Regions from separate parts of the Mus musculus genome. Here regions 2 and 3 are each linked to region 1. The links are chromatin loops, found by intact Hi-C in ENCODE. Cell type or tissue: left cerebral cortex. All regions are shown on one strand.

What was found. Peaks named below come from ENCODE experiments on the same cell type or tissue, not always from the same donor. Only the 100,000 strongest peaks of a DNase experiment are listed, where the experiment ranks them.
Region 2: it touches region 1 in a loop (4-fold over the local background); 2 of 42 quality-filtered maps call a loop at or near these places.
Region 3: a loop joins it to region 1, with 2.6 times the contacts of the local background. A loop is called at or near these places in 3 of 42 quality-filtered maps.

The regions. Positions count from the first base shown.
Region 1 is chr13:48,869,011-48,871,510 of GRCm38, reverse strand. Phf2 (PHD finger protein 2) reads left to right here and starts at 626. Exons shown (of 22, transcript NM_011078.3): 1 at 626-843. The coding sequence starts at 746. It overlaps Phf2os1 (a long non-coding RNA gene), which reads right to left and starts at 560. Exons shown (of 2, transcript XR_003950516.1): 1 at 308-560. In left cerebral cortex, no CTCF peak of the experiment used is centred here; DNase peaks (open chromatin) are centred at 6 and 1,430; H3K4me3 peaks cover 1,883 bases; H3K27ac peaks cover 1,136 bases.
Region 2 is chr13:48,663,290-48,665,789 of GRCm38, reverse strand. It overlaps Barx1 (BarH-like homeobox 1), which reads right to left. Exons shown (of 4, transcript NM_007526.4): 1 at 2,451-2,500; 2 at 473-764; 3 at 305-389. Among named protein-coding and RNA genes, the nearest start is that of Barx1, 1.5 kb to the right of the region's middle. In left cerebral cortex, no CTCF peak of the experiment used is centred here; DNase peaks (open chromatin) are centred at 514, 782, 1,394 and 2,364.
Region 3 is chr13:48,997,418-48,999,917 of GRCm38, reverse strand. No RefSeq gene overlaps it. Among named protein-coding and RNA genes, the nearest start is that of Fam120aos, 31 kb to the right of the region's middle. In left cerebral cortex, a CTCF peak has its summit at 1,120 (motif pointing right); a DNase peak (open chromatin) is centred at 1,129.

The DNA.
Region 1 (2,500 bases):
GCCCCCAGCTAGAAAGAAGGGGAAGGGGAGGTTATTCAAAAGCCAGCAACTCAGTCGCAGTTCGGGATGGGAGGGAGGCTGCCGGGCCCAGGAAGAGGAGGAAGATCCCCCTGTCCATCCCACTTCGGGGTCAGAAGAAAGTTAAGGCCAAGGAGTTGCTTCTGGCTAAGGCAGGGCTGTGCGAACTGTGTTCACGTAGTCGGGGGCAGGGGGCTCCGCGGCTCGTCTCCCTGGGAGTCCCGGGGCCACCCTCTCCCGCGGGGTGCCCCCGAGCCCGGCTGCTGGCTCCCCCAGGCCCGCGGCCCACCTTCTACCGCGGCCCGCCTTCCCGGCGGCGGGAGCGGGGCCCAGGCCGGCGGGCGGAGGCGGCGCCACCCGGGGCGCTGACGTAGCGGCCGCTCGGCGGCCGGGGGTCCCTTCGGTGGGGCCGCGGCTCCCCGCCCGCCGCCCCCGCGCGTCCATTCGCTTTGTGTCCCGCGCGCGGCCGGGCCCCCCGCGCACTCTCAGCCCTGCGCCCCGCGGCCCGGCGGGCGGCTCCCGGCGCGGCCCCAGCAGCCCGCGCCGGCATTGTGTGGACGCGCCCGGCCGCGAGCGCGCGCGCGGGCCCTGCCGAGCGCCCCCGGCCCCGTCCGCTCCGGCCGCGGCGCCCGCGCCCGCCGCCCCCGCCGCCCTCGCCGCGCGGCCCCCGGCCCGGCCCGGCCCGACCCGGGCAGCGCAGCGGCGGGGCGAGCGGCGGCGCGGCAACATGGCGACGGTGCCCGTGTACTGCGTCTGCCGGCTGCCCTACGACGTTACCCGCTTTATGATCGAGTGCGATGCCTGCAAGGACTGGTTCCACGGCAGGTGAGCGCGCCGCGGCCCGCCCGGCCCACCGAGCCCCGCGCCCTGGTCGCGCGCCCCGGGCCCCGCCGGGCACCGCAGCCGCGTTCGGCCGCCGGGCCGCGCGCCCTTTTGTGCCCAGGGCGGGGGCGTACGGCCGCCGCGCACAAAGCGAGGCCCGTGGCCGGGGCGGGCGAGGGGCGCGGGGAAGTTGGGGCTCCGGCCGCGATGGGGCTGGGACCCGGTCGTCTGACAGCGGGGCCGCAGTGGCCGCGGAGGCCAGGAGCCGGACGAGGCCCAGGCCCGGGGCCCCCGCCGCCAGCCCCCTGCGAAGTTGCAGGAACTTTCCCCGCGCGGGCTCGGGGCGGCCGGGCCGGGAGAGGCGGGCGCGCGGCCCGGCGCGGGTCCCCCGAGAGGCGCGACTGGCGGGCTCCGGAGCTGGCAGGGCTCGGGTGGACCGGGGGAACGGTAGCGAGGTAGCGGCCAGTGCCCCCCGTCTGTGCTGGATCCCGGGAACCCCCTCGGGACTGTGTCCTGGCGGGCAGGACCCCACCGGGGACCCCGCGTGCCTACTGGCTCGGGCCGGCCTGCGGGCCTAGGCGGGAGTGCAGTGACAGACCGACGTGAGTGTCTGTGTGTTGGGGTGGGGGTGTTGTGGCTTGGCCGCTCATTTCCTGGCCTGCTCGGCTCCCCATTTCCCTCCTCTCTGCTTCAGGCAGAGGAACCCCAGTTTTGACATGACCTTATGCTCTTTAAGGAAGATGGGGAGGAGGGAAAGAGGTAAGCTTGGAGATACTAAACCCGCCCTCTGGGCCCTTGCCGGTGGCCATGACCTGGCCTTGTGTCTACTTTTTAAGAGCCTAAGTCCCTTCCTACTTAGAAGTAAGAGGAGGAGAAAGAGGTGATCATCCTGCTTAAACTGCTCCAACAGGTTCTCTTGTGTTTGACTTTGCCTGTGGGATGTGCTTGGGCCTCAAGAGGGCTGGCCTGAAGCTGGACAGGTCTGTCTGTCCCCTGGGTGTGAGTTTTTAACAGCGAGTAGCAGGCTGGAGGGAGAGAACGGTGTGTGGTTCTGGACCGTCCCTGACCTTCCTTCTAGAGAGAAGACCCTTCTGATATCTCACATCCAGGATCTTTAGGGAGTCTTGAAAAAGAGCTGTGGTCTCTGGTCTAGTCATCTTTAAGTGTTGGGAGCTAGGTGGCCAGGATTTGATGGGCCTTCTCACATCTGTAGGCCCTGGGACAGAGGCCCACTCTTGTAGGGCAACCTGGCTGGCCTTACGAGGGGTGGTCCTGTATGGCTCACTGGAATCCCTCGAGTATCTTGTGTTGCCTCCCCCAAATATCTAGGGTTGTGGAGAGCACTCAGAGTTGTGTGACCCCTGGGCTCTGCTCCAAAACAGGGCCACTATAAACAGCCACCAACTGGCATCCATCTCGAAGGGTTTGTGGCCAGATCACAGTGGGTGATAGCCCGGAGGCCTCTCCAAATCCAGAAACGCTGGGAATCTGGACTTGAGTAGCCCTGAGAGTGGTGGCACCCCTTCTTCCTGTCTCAATCCAAGACCTATAGCACCTCTGGTTACCTGTCAGCTGGGCTGCTGCCGAGGCAGAGAAGGGGGTGGGGGGGTGAGATAATGAGTCTTGATGCTGGAAGAGGTTTGTTGTTTATTGTTTGCTT
Region 2 (2,500 bases), 210 kb after region 1:
CCGATCAAGGACCACCGGATGCCCAGGGCCCAACCACGGCATCACAGTGACTCTAGGCCCTAAAGAAACGGTGGAGGTTTAAAGAACTGCTGAGGAGAACGAGCGGAAGATGGAGGAGTTAGAAGCTGCCAGGAGGTGCCGGGGATGGGGGTTCTGTCCTAATGAACCCAAGCAGACACAGCAGTTCACGGGATGGGATGGGCAGAAGTCTTAGTGTGAGGAGGGCGGGAAGGTATTTCTTGGAGGACACCAAGGACAAAGCCCAGGAAACCCCAGCCCGCAGGAAGCCACCAGCCACACTTACTATTTTCTTCCATTTCATCCTCCGATTTTGATACCACGTCTTCACCTGTAACTGGCTCAGGCCCAGGGACTCAGCTAGATCTATTCTGGAAAGAGTAACGCACACCCTCAGCGGGTCAGGCCACCACCTGCCTACCCTTCCCTCGAGCCCAGTCTTGCCCGGCACTACCTGTCAGGGGTAGAGAGGTACTTCTGCTTCTCGAAGCGTTTCTCCAGCCCCATCAGCTGCAGCTCAGTGAATACGGTGCGACTCCGGCGTCCTTTCTTGGCTTTCGCGCCAGGTTCACCAGAGCCAGCTGCTTCCAGCTTCCCGCGGAGTTGCAGCTCCAGCGGCAGGTGCGATGCGCCTGCGGGGCCGGGCATCCCAGGCCCGGCGGCCAACAACGCCGAGCCCAGCCCGGAGCAGCCGAGCGGCGCCAGTGGGAACTTGAACACTGCGGCCTGCTCAGCCTTCAGCACCGCTACAGAGCAAAGAGAGAAGGGGAGAGAGAGAAGAGAGAAAGATCTGGGTGAACTGGATTCCAGCCTCCCACGCCACAGCGCTTTGCTGCGTTTGGGAGCCCGAACCAGCCACTCCCTGGGGATTTAAACCCAGCATCCTGGGCGACCCTCCTTCAGGTAGCTATCCCGAGGAGTCTAGAAAAGAGTATCCCTCGCATCCTTTGCTCTTTTTTGGAGTCCCCATGAGCCAGTAGGCTCCGAGATTTCAGGATGCTTTAGAGCAAGTTCGCTGCTCCGAGGACATAGAGTATGCCTTTCGTGAAAAAGAGAAACTAAGAAGAAACGGGTGAATTTGGAAGCGGGGGCGGGGGTGGGGGAGCTTTTGCATTGGGAAAAGAACGTTGTGGAATGTGAGCATTTGTTTTTCTGGGCGCTGTACCTACATCACTGGCTGAGGCTTGGACATTGGCGAGGAAAGGGTCACCAAAGCATCCTTTGAACCTGAAAATTGTCTTTCTTGTTTCCTCTGTTCAGACCCCCTCCCCCCAAGAAGCATGAAGACCTCTCCATGTTCTTTAGCCCTAAATCGGCTGTTTGCCCGCTTCAAACGAATTGCCAACAACAGAGTCCTTTTATAGTGAACGGCAGCAGAGAGGCTGTGAACCAGATGAACATCAAAGAGGCAAACTGGACTGGCTGCTACCAAGACTGGACAGAATCTGGGGCCGGTTCCGGAGGCCGCTAGCTGAGCTGGAGTCTATATTGGACGCTTCCTTTCCTGGTAGGCTTCTCCTAAAAGAGATACTGGAAAGGATGGATCTGCCTGGCTGAGAACCATCAGGGTAAGGGGAGCATAGAAAACATAGCAGGAAGTGGGAAGAGAATCTTGCGGAGGGGGAGAGGTAGAGGGGAGACAGATCCACTTTACCAAAAGGCTAGGAAGGAGGTCAACCAAAGAGAGTCACTAAGCCCTAAGCCGAGATGCAGTACAGGGCAGACTGCCTCACAATCTCCCAAGAGACAAGACGGAGACAGAAAAGATCTGAGCAAGTGCTTCAAGACGCACGAAAGCCCAGCAGATCTCGGGATGGAAGGACCAACTGGGCAGCGGATCACAACCAGGCCTCTTTCCCTCAAACAAGGCCTACGGAGACCCTGGCCGCAGCACAGGCCTCGGTCGGTTGCTGACTGGAAAGCACGGGGTTCTGAAAGGCTCCTGGATGGCTTGGGCATCCAACACTATGCGACACGACCCTCTTCTCCAGAGCTTTCCCAGTCTGGGCAGCTACTGTTATGCCCAGCCAACCCTACCGCGAAACTCAGGCTTCCCCTGGTTTGAAGTCATTTTGATCCAGAGTGCTCGGTAGATTGATTTTGTAGCAACCATAGGGATGCGGTCTCTGGCTCCTGGCCTCGCCTATCACCCGATTCGAAAAAACTCGAAGCCGCCCTGAAGCAGAAGACAAACTCTCTTCTGGTCTGACGCGAGGACACAAGGCCTGGTTTCTGCCTAGCTCATTGCTCGCACCCTCCACTTTCCCGTTGGAGTGCGCGAAGAGAGGTAGGTGCCTCGGGCCTGCGCTGAGCTGCATCCCAGGTCGCTCCAGAAACAGGGGAGAAAGAGGATGAATTACGGACAACCCCAGGTCTCCGACTCCCACCCGCCCGCCAAGCCCAGTCCTCTGCGCGGCGGCCGCTGCACGTACCCAGGTGGCTGTGGAAGGGCCGGGCGGCCAGCAGCGCCTGTACGCCGAAC
Region 3 (2,500 bases), 130 kb before region 1:
GTTGTCCCCAGCTATGGGCTTTTGACCAGTACCAGACATGGATTCCCTCCCAGTGAGTGAGCCTCAAATCCAATCAGAAAGTATTTGATTATCCCATTAACAGTCATGCCACTAATGTGCCAGTTGGCATACCTTGTGTGCAGCTAGTGTTATATCCTGGAGGATATACTGCTAGGCAATTCTACCGGTGATGTTTCTTCTCTAGAGTCCTGTACAGCCCCTTCCAGCACTGTGGAAGCTACCCAGCAGGGAAGAGGCTTCTGGCACACTTCCAGCTTGATTTTTCTAGATCCTGCTGTTAGGGTCTGTGAATCACTGAAGGATGACACCTCAGGCTCAAATAGTATGCAAAGGCAAAGAGTGTTTATTCTGCAGAAAAGATCAGCATGCAGGGGTACTCCAGAGCTAAGTGGAGACCCTTTGAGGGGGCTTGCAGGCATTCTTTTATGCAGGTTTAGGGGAATTCCATGGAGGGATAGATGACTTTTCTCTTGATTGGTTGACTCTACTGCTAGGGGTTCAAGTAACTCTGAATTTGGCTAGGGCCTTGGAGAGTTTGGGGGAATGCTAAGTTTTAGGAACAATGGCAATGGCCTGTTTTGTTTGGAGGACTTCTGAGGCCAAAAATATTATGATCTCGACCTGTGGGTCTCACCCAAAACTGTCTTCCAATATATTATTACATTGAACAGATTGCAGAGTTGTTAACACGCTGTGTCTACCATGTGCCTGTGAACTGAAATGTATTCGGAGGCTATATTAATGAAATTTTGCCCTGATGAGCTTCAAAGAACCTGAATACTCTTTCATTCACACAGAAAACCACAGCTCTACTGCTTGGGCACTTATCTTGGATCAGACTCTTTCTGGGTAGACAACCCATTTAATCCTTAAGACGGCACCTCACGACAGGTACCTCTGTTGGTCCCTTTTTATAGATGAGGCTTCAAGGAACTCGAGTCCCGGTCTAGGCTCACAGCCAACCACCTGCAGGATGACAAAACTAGAGGCCAGGCTGTTTGATTCTGTGATCCTATCTGCTGGCTGCTTCCAAAGAGGCCCTCTACTCAGAACAATCACAGTTGGGACTGGGGTTCAAGAGGAAAACGGGAGTACGAAGGAAATGTGACCACAAGGTGGCAGTAGAACTCAAAAACTTGAAGAGGTGAGTCTATGGAAGTCCCTTGGGCAAGAGGTGGTCAGAGGTTGGGGAGCACACACAAAGGAGAGAGACCCTTTAGAGCTGTGGGAGTGCTGGCGGGGCTGGGTGATATGACCCGGCAGTGTGGAGGGGACAGTCTAGGTCACAGAATCCCAGGAACAACAATGACTCCAGGGTCATCACAGTTTGGGGGTTAATCTTAACTTTAGCAAACGCTGGGCCCAGGTTTCCCAGTATGCAAACCAGGCAGGTTCTAAGTGACTTAAAATCTGATCGTCTGGAGGCTATTTAAAACAGTTGGGTGTGTACAAATTGGAAGCCGATATCAGTAGGCATTTGACTAACCCATCTCAGCTCAGCTCATCATGAAGAAATGAGACCTAGCACAGAGAAGCCACTTCTGGGTCATTAGCTTATCTAACTGAAAGGCTGTTTGAGGACTTTCAAGGCAGGAGTTCTTTGTTGAGAATACAGCTTTGAGGAGGTAGGCTGCGGAAGGGAATTGTGGGTAGAGACATTCCAGGAGTTGCATGGATGTCTCATGACATCTTTCTCACTTGTCTCACAGAGCCGGGAGTGGGGCTGTGTTTGAATGCAGTAGGTACCTTTCCTTTGCAGAGGGGGAATTTGGGTTTTAGTGCTAAGGACAGAACCTAGGGCATCTCGCATGCCAGGCAAGTGCTAGATAGATAGATCCCAGTACCCAAATATATATTTTTAAGATTTTCATTTTATGTATATGGGTGTTTTGGTTACATGTATGTCTGTACACCACGAGTACTCAGTGTCCTATAAAGCCAGGAGGGCTCTGAATCCCCTAGAACTGAAGTTATAAACAGGTGTGAGACACCTCGAGGAGGCTGAGAACTGAACCTGGATCCCCTGCAAGAACAGCCAGTGTTCATAATCAGTGGACTGTCTCTCCAACAACCCCCCCCATTATATTTTCTAAGTTTTTGGTAAAATATATACAACATAACATCCACCATTTAACCCTTTTAAATTTGTAAATACTGCTGCATTAATGGTACTCAGAGTCTCCTGCAAACATTGTAGCTGTTTCCAGAAACACATCATTCTAAAGTTGTCCCCATGAACGAGTCCCCTCTCCTCAGCCTGTTTGCCCCATGCACTTTTTCTCTGCAAATTTACCAGTTCTAAATACTTCAAAGTCACTGAGCCATACAATGTTTGTCCTTTGGTGTGGGCCTTGTTTCACTCAGCACAGCATACTACACCATCATGATGATGTCAGACTTAGTAGCTGTGGGGGATGGTGGTGTTGGGAGGGGGTGCAAACTCAAGGAGGTGAGGCCTACTGGAAGGTGGGTCACTGAG